2 separate regions of the Homo sapiens genome follow, and region 2 is linked to region 1. A link is an interaction called in ENCODE POLR2A ChIA-PET data of the cell type or tissue named here. Cell type or tissue: Caco-2. All regions are shown on one strand. Links, peaks and the distances in the headings refer to the core of each region. The heading gives the core; the rest is flanking DNA. Region 1 overlaps SLC1A3-AS1 (SLC1A3 antisense RNA 1). Region 2 overlaps SLC1A3 (solute carrier family 1 member 3).

Region 1 (10,301 bases), core at 15-8,014:
TCTTTTCCTGAAACTCTAGTAGCTGTCAAGAATGTATTGCTGGAAGCCAAATCTGTCATTTTGTCTTCGGCAGTTGAAGAACTTTCATTTTTCTTTCTAGGAGTAATGCATTTCTACTTAGAGAACAGCTAAGTGAAAATGTACTCCTGAAACAAGATTTTTTCTGCAGGCTTCCTTGAATTTGTCAAAAAGACAAAAATCTTACCAGCTTCACTTTGTAATAATGCCCCAAAGTTACTTGGAATCATCTTCCACCTACTTTTCTTGTCTCTATTATTTAATATGTGTAGTAGGGAAGAAGAAAATGAACACATTTACAATTTAAGGTTCTGCTTATACATGTATTGTCAAAGCTAATTGTTTTAAACAAGGTGTTTTATCTTTGATTAAAGTGATCAATGCCTATAAGTATAAAAGAAATGATAGTAGAGTTTCATGGTCTCTTTCATAACACAGTCCCATACTTAACACTTTGATGTGCTGACACTGATAATGAAGATACAAGGCCTGACTTAAGCAATAGTTAGCCTTCAAAATAGAAAGGTGAATGGTACATTCATTTCTGAAATTCCTGAGGTTTTTCCTTGCTCTACTCAGTTAGACAGAGAAGCATTAAAAAAAAAAAAAATCCCCATTGCAGAGAAGGAAACTGAGACCACCAGTCAATCAAAGGGAGGATTTTTACTTTCCCAAAACAACTGGGTATCAGCAATGTCAAATATTCAACATAACTTGTAAGCCCTCCTAGCACTACCTTCAAAGCACATAAGGCATCTCTTCAGGTCAGCCATTTGCTCCTGACACAGACCTGATGTCTACTGCTTGTGTAATTGATGTTAACAATGGATACTGAGAATTCCCCAAGAGAATTTTACTGTTTTCATTAAGTTGGTCAAGTAGAAAAGGTGAATACTATTGTCATCCCTGCCCTAACAATGTGATTAACATTTTATCTCTCTGAGTTCCTCTCCCCTCCTTACCCTTTATCCCTATCAGGGGCAGACTCATATCATGATAATGTCATTGCTACACAGCTCAAGTTCACTGTCACCCAAGAGGGTCTCCTGGAGCTTACACATGACAGGCAATGGTATTAGAGGTGAAATATACAGAAGCAATGGCATTAGAAATATACAGAATGTATAAATAAATATGCAGAAGCATTGGCATTAGAGATGAAATGTAAACTTTCCATAAACATTGTGAATGCCCGATTCAAGGAAAGTATGTTCTGTCCGAATCGGAAACACCTTTTAGCTACAGTGGTTCTGAGGAAGGTACCTCTGCGAGGATGTTAAAAAAATATGTAAAGGTGTATTTTTCATTGTCACAGCAACAAGGATGAAAAGGTGGAAAATGGGAAAGGGTGATGGGGATGGTAGAGGGGTGGGGACCTACCAGCATCTGGTGTCCAGGACTCAGGGATGTCAAATGCCTGCAATTCTCAGGGCATTCCCACCTTATGAATTGTCTCACCAAAAATGTCAGTAACACCTGTACTGGGAAAGAATGGAAGGGGAAGTGCGCAGCACTCAAATAGTTGCTAACAATGGTCATTTGAAATTCACCATTTTACATACATATATATATACAATTTAAATTTATATATATATATACTTAAATTTATTTTTTTACTCTGTGCCAGGCACTGGGGTACAATGGTTTTTTAAAAAACCCACTTTTTGCCCTAAAGAAGCATATAGTTGGTGGGAGACAGACCACATTCTGCCATGATATCAGTAACCTGGGAGGCCAAGGGGAACAAAGAGGGGTCTGGAAAGGCTTCCTGAAACACCTGCTGCCTCCACTGAAGTAGGAGTTGGAGTCAACAAGGAGGTGGGCCGAGTGGTTTGGGGTGCGAGGGGACAGTTGGGGTAGGGAGGTGATGTTTCCAGATGAGGACCAGCATGTGTAACTAAGGCCTGGAGTTATGAGAGCACAGTGCCATGGGGGGCAAGTTTGTTCTGTGGCTATTTCCTTCCAACAGAGGCGAGGACTGCAAATCAGGATGGAGAGGGAAGCAGGGGTTCAGTAATCAGAGACCCTGACACTCCGTGCAGGAATTTATACTTTATCCTGGAGCCATGAGAAGCCACTGCAGAGTTTAAATTAAGGGAATGACAAGAACCCATGTCAGGGATGGCACATTGAATTGAGAGCTCTCTTAGTGTCAGTATTATTGTCCCTTGCCTTTAGACACTGGGCAGGAAATCTGCTGAGAGTCACCTGAGAGTCATTGAGGCCTTTCTATTGACCTCTCCTTGAAGCTGCGCTACTGTGCAGCCACAAAGGCAGGACTGGCCTCACCAGCGTAGCCAGATCACTATCACTGTCATCAACCATCTGGCAAGGAAGTGCCTTCTACCAGCAGAGACTGCTCTGCCTTCGAGATCACAGGCTCATTGGGAGGCTGGAACTACATAACTCCAGCATCCCCTCCAGGAGAAGGATGGTTAAGGCCAAAGACTACAGAATCCAACTATCCAAGTTGGAATTCCAATTTCACCATTTGTTGACTTCGTGACCTCGGGCGGATCATTTAACCTCAGTTTTTTTCATCTGTAGAATGAAGATAATGATAATAATGATCTCATAGGTTTTTGTAAAGATTAGATGAGATAATATATATAAGAACCCAGCACTTAATAATCACTCAATAAGCATTAGCTATTATTACAACAGAAGGCAAAGAGTCAAATTCAGCTCAAAAGTTAAGAGTGTGCCTTCTGGAGCTACAGTGTTGGGTTTAAAAATTTAGTCCCAAGACTTGTGGCCTTGGGCAACCTGCTTAAACTCACCCCACCTCATTTTCTTCATCAGTGAAACAGAGGGAAGATGATAGTCTTGACTTCAGAGGGCTGACATAGCTCGATTTTAACAGTGTACATCTCAGAACAACACCTGGCTCATAGTAGGCACTCCATAAATATTAGCTATTATTTCAATGGAGTAAGCCAGACAAAAAATGATAGAAAGGAAGTGGGACTCAAGACTTTGAAGGAATAGAGCGTGCCTTAAATAAAATGACAGAAGGAAGAAGGGAATCAACATTTGGATGCTTAATAGGTATGTGGAACTTAACATCAAAGAAGTTGTTTTGAGAGTTAAATAAGATACCCCAATGCCCAATGTAGATTGTTTTCTTATCCCAATTTTGCAGCTGAGTCTTACAGAGTTTAGATAGTTTACCTGGGATCACGTGTTAGGCTGTGGACCCTGGCTGCATCCGACTCTAAATCCTTGATCTTTCTCTCCAGCTTGCTGAGTCCAGCTGCATGGAGAAGGTAGGTGGTCCAGGAGAGGAGGGGGACGAGGAATCAATTCTGCTGGAGTCGTCGGGGTTGGTGCCTGGTTCCCAGGTGCATACTTTTAAGTTCAAGATGCTGGGGTGCTGGCCTCTCAGTGACCACCAGATGTCAGTGCTAACAAGAGATTCCTCTACTTGGTTGTTTCCAGAGCTAGGTGCCAGGGCACGCTTATTCATTTGGCAAGCAGCACCAGCAGGTACTGTCTAAGAGAAGCTTAACTTGGTCTTGGTGCCCATCTTCACATTCATCAGTGTGGGGTGATTTTGGAAGGCTAGGTCAGAAGAACATATATTACAGAACCCAGAACTGAATTTGGAAATGTGTGGTGGTAGAACACTTGGCTCTTTAATATGAAAGTCCACAGCATCACTTCCTAAGAAACAGTTTGTATTTGGAAGATAAAAGCTCCTTGAAGGTGATCAGTTCTGGAAACAGCAAGCCAGTCAAACTCTTGAATTCAAGGGGTGGAAAAATTATTGATTGGTGATGGATTATTGATCAGAAAAAGCTTGGAACTGTGGCTTTACACTTATTAATCATGAAATGGAAGTTACTCAAGTTACAAGCCTATACACACATGCGCACAATTATAATAAAAATTTCCTGAAACAATACTTTAATACATGTGATATTTTCTGTTCTATTCTGCTCTATTCTTTCACTAAAAAATACTAATTGGGACCCTCTAAACTGACAACCTACAGTTTGAAAAACACTGGCCTAGGCCGGGTGCAGTGGCTCACGCCTCTAATCCTAGCACTTTGGGAGGCCGAGGCGGGTGGATCACGAGGTCAGGAGATCGAGACCATCCTGGCTAACACGGTGAAACCCCGTCTCTACTAAAAATACAAAAAAATTAGCCGGGCGCGGTGGCGGGCGCCTGTAGTCCCAGCTACTCGGGAGGCTGAGGCAGGAGAATGGCGTGAACCCGGGAGGCAGAGGTTGCAGTGAGCCAAGATAGTGCCACTGCACTCCAGCCTGGGCGACAGAGCAGTACTCCGTCTCAAAGAAAAAAAAAAAAAGAGAAACACTGGCCTAGGAGATATTACCACAGTATGTTTCAGATGAAGTTCTTGGTTTGCAGTGCTTGACCAGACATAATTTCCATGGTTAAAACAGTCTAAGGGGAAAAACACCTGCTTTGGATTTGGAGAGAGACTCAAATTGCGATTTTTACCTGGAGTAAGCTGCTTATTTTCTGAACCTCAACATTTTCATGTGTGAAATGAGGAGAATTCTGTCTATTCACAGGATCACTGTGAGGCACCTGCTACACAACAGCCTTCCTCCCTCCCTCCTTCCCTCCCTCCCTTTTTTCATTCCTTCCTTCCTGTCTCTCACTCTCTTTTTTAGAGACAAGGTCTCGCTTTGTGGCCCAGGTTGGAGTACAATGTCACGATCATAGCTCACTGCGGCTTCAAACTCCTTGGCTCAGGCAGTCCTCCTGCCTTGGCCTCCCGAGTTGCTGGGATTATAGGTGTGAGCCACCGTGCCCAGCCCAGGCTATATATGCCTTTCCCTTCTGTACTTGAAGGTTTTTATACTATATGTGGTAAGAGAACTTTACAATTTCACTAAAGGAGGGCATTTCTAATGTGGAAGGGGGATTAAGTTCTAAAACCAGCAACTGGGAATCTTTAAGAATAGAGTAATCCTGCTTGTGTAGTCCAGCCACATCGATGCTCAAAAGCAGCGTGCTGGATGAACTGCCTCGCAGAGGTGTGGGGAGAGGAAGATACGTCAGTTTACGGTGTTGCTTTCACTGGAATGCCTCTGTCTGACCCTCTGACCCTCTAAGCATGACTTATTTCTGGTAGGGCCCTCTTCTTGGCTTGCAGACAGCTGCCTTCTCACTGTGTCCTCACATGGCCTTTGCTTGGTGTGTGCTTGTGGAAAGAGATCTCTCTCTCTCTCCTTGTACTTGGAAAGCCACCAATCCTATTGGATTTGGACCCCATCTTTGTGACCTCATTTAACCCTAATTACCTCCTATAAGCCTCATCTCCAAATATAGTCACATTGGGGGTTAGGGCTTTGACATATGAATGTTGGTGAAGGGTGGGAGAACACAATTCAGTCCATAGCACCCTATATTACACAGATATTAAAATGTACCTCCCTGGAGGGAGGGGCTTTATCAACATTGCCCATTACAGTAGGCATCCCATAAATACCTGCTAAATAAATGAAAAGAGGAATTGTGTTTTCTCTGTACATTCTAGTGTTAATGCGGGCACATTTATGACCCCATTATAATAACACCGGAAGCAAGCACCTTTTATCAAGCACGAATATATGTCAGTGACTTCACCTTTCTTTCTGATCTAATCCTCAACAATCCTGGAAATTAGGAATGATTTTCATCATGATAGGAATCAGAGGAGGCAAGGAGAGGTTAAGAAACTTGCCCAAGGTCACACAGCTCATAGGCAAAGCCAGGATTAGCATCCTGCTCTGTCACCTCTGAGGTCTGTTTCTTTTTAGAGTCTAGACCAGTGGTTCTCAAACTTGGGTGTGCATCAGAATCCCCTGGTCAGCTTCTTAAGACAGATGGCTGGGCAGGGCAAGGTGGCATGCACCTGTAGTCCCAGCTACTTGGGAGGCTTTAGCAGGACGATCACTTGAGCCCCAGGACTTCCAGGCTGCAGTGCGCTATGATTGTGCCCGCGAATAACTACTGCACTTCAGCCAGGGCAGCACAGCAAGATCCATCTCTAAAAAACTCCCCCAAACCAAAAAACAGATTGCTGGGGTCTACCCTCTGAGTTTATGATTCAGTAGGTCTAGGGTGGTGTCTGAGAATTTGTATTTCTAAGTTCCCAGGGAATGCTGATACTGGTTGTGGGACCACACTTTGAGAATCAGTGCTGTGGCCACAGAGCATGAGTTCCTTTTTCCTTCAGCCATCGGAACTGTTTCCTGGCTCTCCAGCCTTCCTTGAGCCCCTCAGGGAGGAGTTTGCTGTAAGCGCTCCTCTTTGCACGTTGTCTGGTCCGGGCTGCTCTGGGTCATCGGGGCCTAGAGAAAGGTCTTGGCCGCAGGGTGGCAGCAGCGGCCCAGGTACAGAAAGTTTGTCCCCGCGCTCAGGACAGCTAATAAGCGCACCATCAACTGGGTTCCCACCGGGCCAGGGCCGGCTGGCTCTCCGTCCCCGCTTGGCAGGGCAGGGAGGAGGCCAGTGGGAGGGGGTCTGGCAGAAGGGGAGGTCGCTGGCACACGAAGGGGCGGTTTTGTTCTCTGGTAGACTCTGGGAGAGGAAGCTGGGTGGTCTCCTCAGAACATCGGATTGTGCCCTTCACAAAACGGCCACGCAGCGCGGGGCCGCTGGGAGAGCCCGCGGGACAAAAGGCCTCTGCGGAGGCGAGCAGGGGTTGCTGGGCCGCCCCGGGCGCAGAGGCCCGGGCCCCTCCGTGAAGAAGCCTGGCAGTGTCTCATGATGCCGGTTTCCAGGGGTGACGACCTCCGCAAAGCGTCCCCCCCGGGCAATGTAGGTCTGTGGCCTCCTCGGGGAGTTCCTTCCAGCTCACAGCAGGTCCAGATGGCACCGGGAGCCACTCTCCCTTCCTCCAGCGTCACCCCGTGCCTCTTCCTCCCTACTGAGCCAGTGTTGTTCTGAACATCTTAAGAATCTCCCTGAGTGCCAGGAACTGTGCTGAGAATCTTATATCTAGTTATTATCTATTTAATTCTCATTACACCATAATAAAGAAGGTATTATGATACCCATTTACGATAGGGAAGTTGAAGTTTAACCTATCATATGCTAAGGGCAGTTGACCATTTAACTAAGCGTTTTAACTCTAGCATCCCCTCCAATACACAGACACTTGATATGAAAGTTGATTTGGAGACGGTAGGTTTCATGCAATCCCCACATCTACAGATGAGGATGCTGAGGTGCAGGGAATGGACCAGCCAGGGTCTCTGAACTGCTTAAGAATTCAGGTATAACAAGTGTGGATTCAACCCATCCCCGTGTAGAAGTTTGAGTTCAACCACCACTCTGAAGCGGAAGGCCTTTAAGTTTTAGGAAGCGTAAAGCTATTTTTAGTCTAGCCATGTGAGTTTTCTAACATGCCTGCTGACTTTCTCATGTTTGTTTTCCACTTCTTTAGCTAACAGCTCCTCATGGGCTTAAATGAAAGAAGGCCTCACTGAGGCACTGGAGTGCCAAGGGCAGGGGAATTTGGTTATAGCATTCAGAGGTTTGTGTTGCCGACAAAAATCTTTGCGTGCTGAGTTCTCCCCAGGGCAGGCCAGTCATCAGTTCATTGTGCAGGGCTGAGCTGACTTCCAAATGGTCTTTATTTTCCCCTGTGACAGCTATGTCTGGAAGCTCCTGGCTGGCTGCTTCCAGGACTTATGATCCTCTGAAGCTAAGAGTTGGAAAAGAAATAAAAAAGTTGTCATCTGACACCATCTTCTAGGACACTCACTACCATCTTTACATGATTTTGCATATGTCATTATTGGAAAGAGTTTATGATTTGATTTTGTTCCCCTTGTGCGGTGTCAGTTGGGTCCTGTTTTTTCATATCCTTCAGACTTGGCTTAAAAAGGGGTTTTTTTTGGGAATGATTCCCATTCATGGAGGCTGGAGTTCCCTGAAGAGACTGAAAAATGCCTCATTCTCAACTTTACAGAGACTGGAAAATAATCAACTTTGAATAGCACAATATGAAAAAAAATGGGTGCTTTTCTAATAGGTGCTCCCCAAATGAAAAAAATGTGTCCGTCTTTGGAGAACAATATGTGAATGCCAAAATTTTCAGCCCTGTAATGGATTACAGAAAATATTTTATGTTGGGGCAGTGGGGAGGGTAGAAGTAAGGAGTGAGAGAAGGAAAGAAGAAAATAGGAGAGGGAAGAAAACAAAAGCAGATGTCAGTCTTAAATATCTCAACTATGGATAACTGAGGTATTGCTTAATTTATTCAAGACAGTTTTGTGAAATCCTAAAGGTGATTCATCAAGCTTTTTAACTATGGCCACAAGATTTACAAGCACATAATAAGTGATAATGTCACCAGAACAATTAATAGTAGGAGATGTTAGATCTAAATTGCTTTTTAAAGCATGTTTTTGCTTTCAGAGAAAAATTCAAAATGGGGGTGATTATTTTATAATGAAGATCCCCCCACTCCAAGCAACCTCTTTCACCTATAATATCAGCTTCATTGAAGCAAATACAAATTGTTCTGAGTTCCACATTTCAAGTGTCTAGAGGGTTGCCAGATTAACACATAAAATTACAGGATGCCCCATGCAGTATTTTGCATACTTACACCACCACATTGTTATTTAATACTCATACTAAAACATTGTTATTTACCCGAAATTCAAATTTAACTGTGTGTCTTGTATTTTATCTGACAACCCTACTTATATGTGGAATTCAGCATGCTGTGAATGTTTCAAAATTGAAGGTTGAGACAGCAGTTTTGTGGGCACGATGAGACATGACCTGCAGGAAACCGTTACCATGCCACCTTCTGAGTACCTGTCTGTAGCTGCAAAACATGTAAGTGACAGAAGAGGGAGATGAGAATCCGGAAGAGGAGATGGGAGAGAAGGGAGATGAGGCACAAGGGAGACAAAACAGGATACCCAGAAAGGAAGGGGGTCCTCTGGGGAGGCTATTGAAGAAGCAGGGTGAACAGAGGGAAAAGTGACATGGGGGCACTGAGGAATTTTAAACCTGACTTGATGGCTTTCACAGATTGCTCCCTCTCGGCACTGCAGACTTGGAATTCGATGTTACCCAAGTGAGATCTCTAAGAGGAAGTGCCCCAGCTCCCTTTAGAGCTCCCCGCGGAAGCGGCCCAAGGTGAGCTCCGCATTCCCCCTGGTGGCCACTATGAGGCTCGCTCCCCGGACGCCGCCTCGCGGATCTCGTAGATTTCTCATCTCCCGCTTTCCCTCTAGGACGCTGCCCATCACCTCCCTCGCTCTCCCTTCCTTCTTATTGTCAGCGTATTCATTCGGAGCCCTCCCTCGGCGTGACACGTCCCGACTGCTTTGGCCCCAGGACGCGGCCACACAGAGCCGGCCATTGTTGCTCCAGTTCTGGGACCACCCGGGTGGGAGAAGGGGAAGCGCGGCCGCTGCGGAGGCCGCTCGACTGACGGCAGCCTGGGGTCGGGGCCCGCGGCCACCCGGAAGGAGGGCGTGCGCCCGGCCCTGCCCAGCCCGCAGGCAGCCACAGCCCCGCAGCCCCTGCGGCGGGGATCCAGCCTTCCCGCCACGCTTCCTCCAGGCCCGTTCAGCTAACAGAACTCACACTTCTGTTTTCAACACTGTGTAGATGAGTCAAGGATTTTACTTTTTTTTCTATGCCTTTACTTATAGGTATAGTGAGGTAAAGTGAGATTTTTTCTCTTGAAAAGGAGAATTTTGCTTGGGTGGGAAGGGACAGTGGTGGTACCAGGATGAATGTGGATACAGGAGGACATAGACTCCTAACTTCTGAGGGTAGGATTTAAATATTTTGTTAAATGTAATAACTTATAAGAAACATTTTAAAAAATGTCAGCCAGAGGCTGGGTGCAGCGGCTCACTCCTGTAATCCCAGCACTTTGGGAGGCTGAGGCAGAAGGATGGCTTGAGGCCAGGAGTTTGAGACCAGCCTGAGCAACATAGCGAGATCCTGTCTCTACAAAAAATAAAAATAAAAATTAGCCTGGGCGTGGTGGTGTGAGCCTATGGTCCTAGATACTCGGGAGGCTGAGGATCGCTTGAGCCCAGGAGTTCGAGGCTGCAGTGAGCCATAATCACAGAGTGAGACCCTGTATCTTAAAAAAAAAAAAAAAAGCTGTGAACCTGCATATTTTTCATAGTTCCATTTGTGAGCACATGTGTGACTACCACATGTTGGGATCTAAGGCCTGCTTCTCCACCCTCTTTGTCATACTCTGGCTGAGAGGCACTTCCCTTAACCATAAGGGGCTTTCCACAGACCTCCCACAGGCAGATGACCTGCTTCTTATGTCTGCA
Region 2 (8,000 bases), core at 1-8,000, 57 kb after region 1:
TTGTAAAATAAGTTTCTACCTTCTAAGGATCAAATGGAGGTTAGTGGTGGGTGGCAAAGTTTGGCAGCAAGTATGTTTTGAGTACTTGAAAGTCTGATACACATTGCTAGAAATGCATCCTTCACATAAGGAAAACGTGCTTATGTGGTGTACACAGCACTTTCAGACACTTGACCTCACTTGGTAGCTGTCAAGTTACAGTTCAGATGTTTATTTAGCGGGAAGTTATATGGTGACTTCAAGTCACGTTCCCACAGGACATCTGCCTTCCATAAGCTAAACCCAAATGTTTGCTGCTAAAATCAAATAATGATGCCAATGTACCCAGTTCGGAGAAAAAAGGTTTATAGATTAAAGTTAATAGATTGAATTCTCTCAATTTTAAGATTTTTTCACTGTAAGCTTTTCTTCATCCTTTCTTGTCCTCTACTTTTCTGAATGCTAGCAGAAAAAGGGCTTGAAATCTTTGAAGTATTATGCCTAAATGATATTGGAACATTTGAAATTGTCAATCATGCTTAGATTTAATAGCTTTTACTGTTTATGGAAATATGCTTATAATTTTACTTTTATATTGCATAGGAGTTATATTTCACATAGTAAGTGTGCTCCTACTTTATATTATAGAATTCATAGAATTCAATATGTAAACATTTTTTATTATACCCATAAGAATGTTATGAATTTTCAGTATCTTGAGAACTACTACACTGATGTCTGGCTCTAAAACTATCTTCCAGATCCATGCCAAAAGAATGCTTTCAGATATGTCATGAAGCACAGAGTACCAAGATAAGACAACCAAATTCTATTCTAAATTGAAAAAGAAATGGCAAGATTCCAGTATAAAAGCTACTAATGTTTCCACTTTTTTTTTCTTAAATATTTAGTGTGTAGTTTAGGTATGCTGATAATAGGGATTTTTTTGTGTGTGAATCACTATATTACAATTGTAGAACATTTGTAATATACTTTCAGGGAGGTAGCTTTAAAATAATGAAACTTCAGCACTTAGCACAAACACTCTGGAGAACTATACACTGAAATTACAGCTCAACTAGAAATAACCTAGTTAAGAAACCTTAAAGTGCAGAAACAAACTCGGGAAAAGTTATAAACTTAAAAAGAATTACCAATATTAGAGGCACTGTCAGACTACAATACATTTTAGAATTGGAAGGACTTCTGAAAAAAGAATAAACAAACAAAGCTATGTGTGCCCATACATGCACATTATGCCATGATGAAAAATTTTGTCCCCAAATTTCACAGCATAAACATTTTATTGCATCATCCTATACTAAAGATGTATCATGCTCTGTCTGCAGGAGGGTTTTGGTAATTAATATAAAGCACTGGTACAGAAGCTTATACCAGAAATGGGAAGCAAGTCAATTGGTTAATGATTTGTTCAAGTGATCAGCTCTTGGTGTGTGTGTATGTGTGTGTGTGTGTGTATGTGTGTGTGTGTTGGGGCATTAAAGAAACATGAAATATGTTAATATAATCTTAAAATAGTACACCTGTCTTATGTTTCCTTTGCTTTCAAAAATGTAATAAAATATCTGCTATAAAATGATCAAGTGGTGGGTGTAGGTGGGGGTGGCAGTGTAGATGAAGGAGGGGGACCAGGGGTATTATAGATGAAACAAGATTGTGGTTTTATATATAGGGGTTCCCCTCTTTTTTCCCTTAACAGTACTGACAAGTCTTGGTAATATGGAGGTCATTTTAACAGCCTGGATCTAGGAAGCTTACGATCATCTTACTCTTCTTTTAGTATCCTTCTAAAGGATTAGCCAACAGCTCTTTTTGACTTATTACTTATCCTCAGAATCACAAAACTCAGCTACTGGCCACTCTTAATCCAATGCCTTATGAGAGGAAACTGGCTTGGTAATTTAGGGGAAATTTCTTCCCTTTGAAGAAAACCTGGATGGAAACTCAAACAATTGTTTTAAAAAATAAACACAAAGATGGCAAGCCTATATCCCCATATGAGGCAGTCCGGTTGAGAAGAGTGTTACACTGGTAGTATAGAAGTTGATGGGTTAGTGAAAGAAGTACATCATGGGGTAATGCACCGGCTTCCAGCCTGAGGATCTGAGATTATTGCAAGGATCTTCACCATGAAGAAGCAAAAAGAAGTCTATCTTGCCTGGTAAAATGAATTTGCAGACACTTAAGACTTAGGACCCTAGATTCTACCCAGACTCAAAATTGGAAGATCATTCAGGTAAATCCGTCCTTCAGCAGAGAATAGCACTATCCCAAAGTTTTCTTTCTGCTTATCATGAAATGACCACCAAATACCAAACAGAGGGAAAAAACAGAACTGTCCTCTGGAGGCATACAATTCATGACATGGCCACAGAAATCCTTATCTGGATATAGACCCTTCCCCCAGCCGCCCCCACCTCTTCCTCTCTCTCTCTGTCTATTTCTGCTAGCAGAAACTCCAGCATCTTTTTACTTGGCTTTATGGTGCACAGAGTCTTTTTATAACGGAATGCGGGTTCCCAGTCATTTCCAGGGTAATCAGTTTAGAAGTCTATTCAAATTAGAGTGAATGTAGTGGGGGTCTTCATGTTTGTGAGTGTGTGTGCGTGCGTGCATGCGCAGCGTACTTTCATGTTTTCCCTTATATATAGCATTTTCTATTTTACTTACACAAATAGTAAGCATTCATGCACCACCCGAGTAATAAAAATGACTTTAAATAAAACTGTATGGAATTTATAGTGGAGAATATCTTCTGAAGGAGTAGGAGAAAACAGCATCCTTTTGGGAGAATAATTTTGGGAGGTAATTTAGCAACATCTCTCTGGATTTTACATGCACATGCTTGGTGCTCTAACAGCTCTGCTTTTAGTCATCAATCATTCAGAAATAGACTACAAAGATACATACATGCTGAAGTTTACTGCAGAATTATTTGAAAGAGCAGAATATTAGAGATACCCTAATCATTCAGTGATAAGACATATCTGCATAGGAGAATACTATCCAAATAAAGCATATTACAGAACAATACATATGATTCCGTTTTCATAAAAACAATGGTATATTTGTGTGTAAGCTTTTAACAAAGCGTGTGAAAGATTAATAGTGCCGATGTTTTAGCAGCGATTGTGTGTCAGGCAGTATGTTTAATGTGTATTAACTTGCATATTCACAACAATCCAATGAGGTAGATACTACTATTATCCCCATCGTGTAGATAAAGAAACTGAGGCAGAGAGAGATAAAGTAGCCCATCGAAGGTCACTGAGCTGGGAAGTGGCCACGCTGGGCTTCCAACTCAGTCCTTCTAGCCTGAACACTTATTCCCTACCACACACTGCTTCTCCAGCAACAGGTCTAGCACTGTTAACGGTTGTTACCTTTGCAGAGTAGCATTTCACTTTTTACTTTATGCTCATCAATATTTGTATGTGTCATTTCTAATAGAGAATGCATTGCTTTTGTGATTAAAAATAACTAGCCAGGCGCGGTGACTCATGCCTATAATCCCAGCACTTTGGGAGGCCGAGACGGGTGGATCACAAGGTCAGGAGTTCGAGACCAGCCTGGCCAATATGGTGAAACCCCGTCTCTACTAAAAATACAAAAATTAGCTGGGCGTGGTGGCGGGCCCCTGTAGTCCCAGCTACTCAGGAGGTTGAGGCAGGAGAATCCCTTGAACACGGGATGCAGAGGTTGCAGTGAGCTGAGGTCGCGTCACTGCACTCCAGCCTGGGCGACAGAGCGAGACTCCATCTCAAAAACAAACAAACAAAAAACCATTAAAAATGGTACACTTCTCAGGCAGGATGAACTTTGCTCCAGATGCCACAAAAATACATCAAACATGGTCCTAGTGGAACCCTCCAGTTTAGTTTGGAGCATGACAGCATGTGCTGGTAATGTATGAGTGACAGTGACAGGTACTCCAGGGAGGGATCAATAGGGCTAACTTTACGGAAAGATTGAAAGCTAAGCTTTCAATTTACTTTGAAGTAGGTAAAGAATTCTGATGGAGCTAGGGAAGAGGGAAGCATACTAAGGATGAAGTGCTGAGGGCATTAGGACGTTGAGAGAGGGACAGGGTTTCTGCCAGGAGAGCAGCAGGCAATAAAGCTGGTAGAGGGGCTTGCGAAGGCTGCTAAGGCTCTTATTTGTCCTGCCAAGAATGCAGACTCTGTCCTCTAGGCAATGCAAAGAATGTGCCAGATAAAGACACAGTACCTTCAAGAAGCCTCTATGAGGAAGATAGACATGTTAACAGTGCATTCCATTGTGATGCAGTAACTGTGATAAGGTGGAAACGTATCTACACCTCTGCGACCCTGTATTAGCAGGGGAAAGCCAGGGAAGGCTTCCTAGAAGAGGGGGTATCTGAACTAATAAAGGTATCAACTAAAGTAGTAACAGTGGGGGACTGTGGCGCCAGAAAACAACAATTCTAGAAAAACTGTAAAGTGGTAGTTTTCAACCATGGGTGCACAATAGAATCATCTAGAGAACTACAAATAAATGTCAACTCCCAAGCTCCATTTCAGATCAATTAATTAAAGAACTCTGGGGTGGGGGGCAGGGATTGGAAGCTGGGCACTACCTCTATGTAGTGCAATTAATCTGATGGGACAGTGCATCCTCTCAGAATGTGAGCTCTAGAAATTAGAAGAGCCTAAGACAGTGTCTCACTTCGGAAGTATTCCCCACCTCCAACCCCAACCTGCCACCTCCAATCCTTAGGCACAAACCTCCAAGTCAGAATTAACCAGGTAACTCACTCTCTTGGAAACCATGATATCAGCAGAAGAAACCTGCAGTTCCACAGCATTCTGAAGGAGATTTATTAAGTTGATAATTTAAGGGTGGAAAATCTTATTTTTCCTAGAGATAAAGGAAGCTTTAAATTTTCCTTTCTTATTTACCTTTTCTTTAAATTTTTCAAAAATTTCTTCCAAACGAGAACTGATCAAAATCTCTGGCTCACTTGAAGCTGCTGAAATTAGCAAATAAGAATTTCTAACTCACACAGGCTCAAGCCTTCTGGAAAGCAGCATCTCACAACAAAGCCGTATGCCTTTTATTACTGATCTTTTAATTGAAGAACAATTCCATTTTTGCCACAAAAATCTTTCCACACTCAGTTCTGCAGGATTTAGTTGACCACAAGCTTAACTCCTCTAAGCCAATGGTTTGTCGTGGCTGGTAAAGCAGCGGACCCAACCTTGGCCTGCATTAATAGAGGATTGGATCTAGACCACTGTCCCTACCCAGTCACATGACATCTGGAGCACCAGGATCAGCTCTGGGAGCACAGTGGATGGTGGAGAGGCAATCAAGATGGTGGAAGTCCTGGAGAACAGGCACAGAAGAAGCACTGGGACACTTTGCTTATGCTTAGGTGCCCAAGAGACTGCTAGGTGCTCCCCTGAGACCATCTGAAAGACTGCCATCCTAATTGTGCCAAATAACACAATTAGGACCAATAGGTGGACCTCACAGAAGACAGACTTCGTAGTTGAGACCACCTAAGAATGGACCATTTAGGGGAGCTCCATGGCCACTTTCCAGGGGCTGGAGAGGGGATTCCTGCTCTGGTAGCAAGGTTGCATGAGCCCAGAGATCCTCAGGTCTCCTGGCTCCCTTCCTGCAAGCTCCCTTCGAAAGGGAAGGTTTCTGTCGTTGAAAGCCTGTCAAGCACCTTTTCTCCTTTACTTCCCATTTGTGAGGCCATGTTCCTCAGGTTGACTTTTCTTGGGAATTTCACAGGGCCCCACCTCTGGTTCTTTCTGCATTTAATGGTGAAAGACTCAGGTGAGAGGAAAACAATTCAGGGCAAAAAAAAAAAAAAAAGAAAGAAGAAAGGAAGAAAAAGAAAGGAAGGAAGGGGAGAAAGAAAGAAAGGAAAGAGAGAGAGAAAAGGAAAGAGAGAGAAAGAAAGAAAGAAAAAGAAAGAAAGAAAGAAAGAAAGAAAGAAAGAAAGAAAGAAAAGAAAGAAAGAAAGAAAAAGAAAAGACCCCCTTCTTCTCTGCTAATAGAGTTATTTCCCAGCAAGGAAGCCCGAATACTGGAGAGGCAGGGCAAGAGACGGGTGCATCGTTCCTTCCCTAAGTTGTTCCTTCATTGAGATGATACTACCCATGTCACTGATACCATGAATACTGCAATCATGAGTCCATCTCCCAACCAGACGTTGAACGCCTTGAGGGCAGAAATCTTGTCTTCTCCATTTTGGTATCCTCAGCTCCTAGAGAAGCACCTGGCATATAAAGATCCTCAACAAATGCTTACTGAATGAATCATCTGTAATGGAAAGGTAAATTCTTTTTGGTATAGCTAGACTTAAATGGCTTTATACCTCACCAAAACCTAAATACACACACACACACACACACACACACACACACAAACATTTAATTACCCAGATTTGCTTTCTACATGATGCAAAAAAAGTTTACCCCACAGATAGGTTCTTCCCACTACATTATACAACCTCCCTTTCTAGACAGGCATTCCTTAGCTTCCCTTCCCACATGTTTGTGATTAGCCCCTAGAGAGACAATGAAGCAGGCCCAATACGTTGGTTTCAGAAGAACTGGGCTGAAGCTTCATAATGATTGCCTTGTTTCCAGGCCGCCATGAAGTGTGTTTGAGTGTTAAGATGGAGACTCAGTTCGCCTCAAGTTTTGGTCAGCCCGAAAATCTCCGCTCACAACATGGGTGCAGTGTGTGGAATTTGCTGCCCCGTGGAATCCAGGGTGTTACACATTGGGGCTGAGTTTCTCAGAAAAGACACAGCAGTTGTATAACCAATGAAAATATTTACAATTATGCAGCTGTGATAAGGTAATCGAATTCCATGCCGCAGGGCAGAAACCTATCCCTTCCAGTAATGAGGTAGGAATTCTCGCTGGCTCCCATGTTGTTACCGGATTAATTTTATGGTTTCTTCAATTTACCTTAATAGGAAAGTGGTTGCTTCAGGGATCACAGACAAATGAGACTTGTGAAATCTGGAGCCTTAGTTCCGTGTCCCTGACTTGAAGCTCTGTCTTCTTGCTCTAGAATTTTCATTTATACAATGGGAACCGCCAGAAGACAGCTCTTGCTGCTACTCTTACCGCCAACAGCTACCATTAATTGAGCACACACTATGTGCCAGGCATAAATCCTCACAACAACCTTGTGACACAGGTATCTTATCACTTACATTTTATAGAGAATGAAAGGGAAGCCTAAAGAAATTCCTCCCTGCGTTAGATACTGTTTTTTTTTTTTTTCAATACAACGTACGGGTAGGTGTTGAGGGGGGCAGGTGGTGAAATCTACAGCTCCTTTTCTTGTCCATAAATGCTCAGAGTATTCAAACAGGCCTCAGACATACACCAGAGCCATGGCAATGCATAGTTTAAGATATTAAATTTCTCTTAAGTGATTTCGACTCATTTTGCAAGCCCTTGACAAACCCTTCAGATGCGAAGATTTAAGAATTGTCTAGCCCTTTTGTGTTACACGAAATGACAAAACTTTAGTTCACTCTTACTGTAACTGTCATCTCTCTGAAGCCAAAGGACCGTACTTTGAGGTACAACATTTATTATTTTTAATTAAGAAAGCCCTTTGCTGGTGATTCTAGCTCACTGCCTTCAACAGTCATTGAGTCCCACATTTGACTGAAGTTGTTGGTCTATAGATTTGAAAAGAAGCTGCCCAAATAATATGTGACACATCATAGAGCTTGTCACATGGAGAGGAGAGGACCAGAGAGGCAGGTGTTGTGTTTTGTTTTTCTGGTTTTTAAATTTATTTGTTTTATTTTGGATAAAAAAAAAAGTATTGTTAGAGTTTTCTAAGGACAAATGGGTTCCAAAGAGCTCTTGTCTTTAGATATGTTCAGGAAGAAGCTGGACAGTCATTTGGAAGGGACACTGCAGGAATGTCTGGACCACCAGATCAGTGCTTTCCAAAGTGGGATAGGTGTTCTGGTGGTGTGGAAATCCTACCTT

What was found. ChIA-PET counts read pairs that join two places held together with the same protein. Peaks named below come from ENCODE experiments on the same cell type or tissue, not always from the same donor. Only the 100,000 strongest peaks of a DNase experiment are listed, where the experiment ranks them.
Region 2: POLR2A ChIA-PET joins it to region 1 with 9 read pairs; 3 of 35 experiments call an interaction of 5 or more read pairs at or near these places.

What each region holds. Positions count from the first base shown.
Region 1 is chr5:36,689,374-36,699,674 of GRCh38, reverse strand. The region is part of intron 1 of SLC1A3-AS1 (SLC1A3 antisense RNA 1); the gene reads left to right. Among named protein-coding and RNA genes, the nearest start is that of SLC1A3-AS1, 31 kb to the left of the region's middle. RefSeq lists silencers at 3,254-3,548, 9,381-9,580 and an enhancer at 10,036-10,265. In Caco-2, for the core only: CTCF peaks have their summits at 3,433 (motif pointing right) and 6,386 (motif pointing right); DNase peaks (open chromatin) are centred at 3,414, 5,094 and 6,364.
Region 2 is chr5:36,634,448-36,642,447 of GRCh38, reverse strand. The region is part of intron 3 of SLC1A3 (solute carrier family 1 member 3); the gene reads right to left. Among named protein-coding and RNA genes, the nearest start is that of SLC1A3, 32 kb to the right of the region's middle. In Caco-2, for the core only: no CTCF peak of the experiment used is centred there; DNase peaks (open chromatin) are centred at 4,137 and 6,195.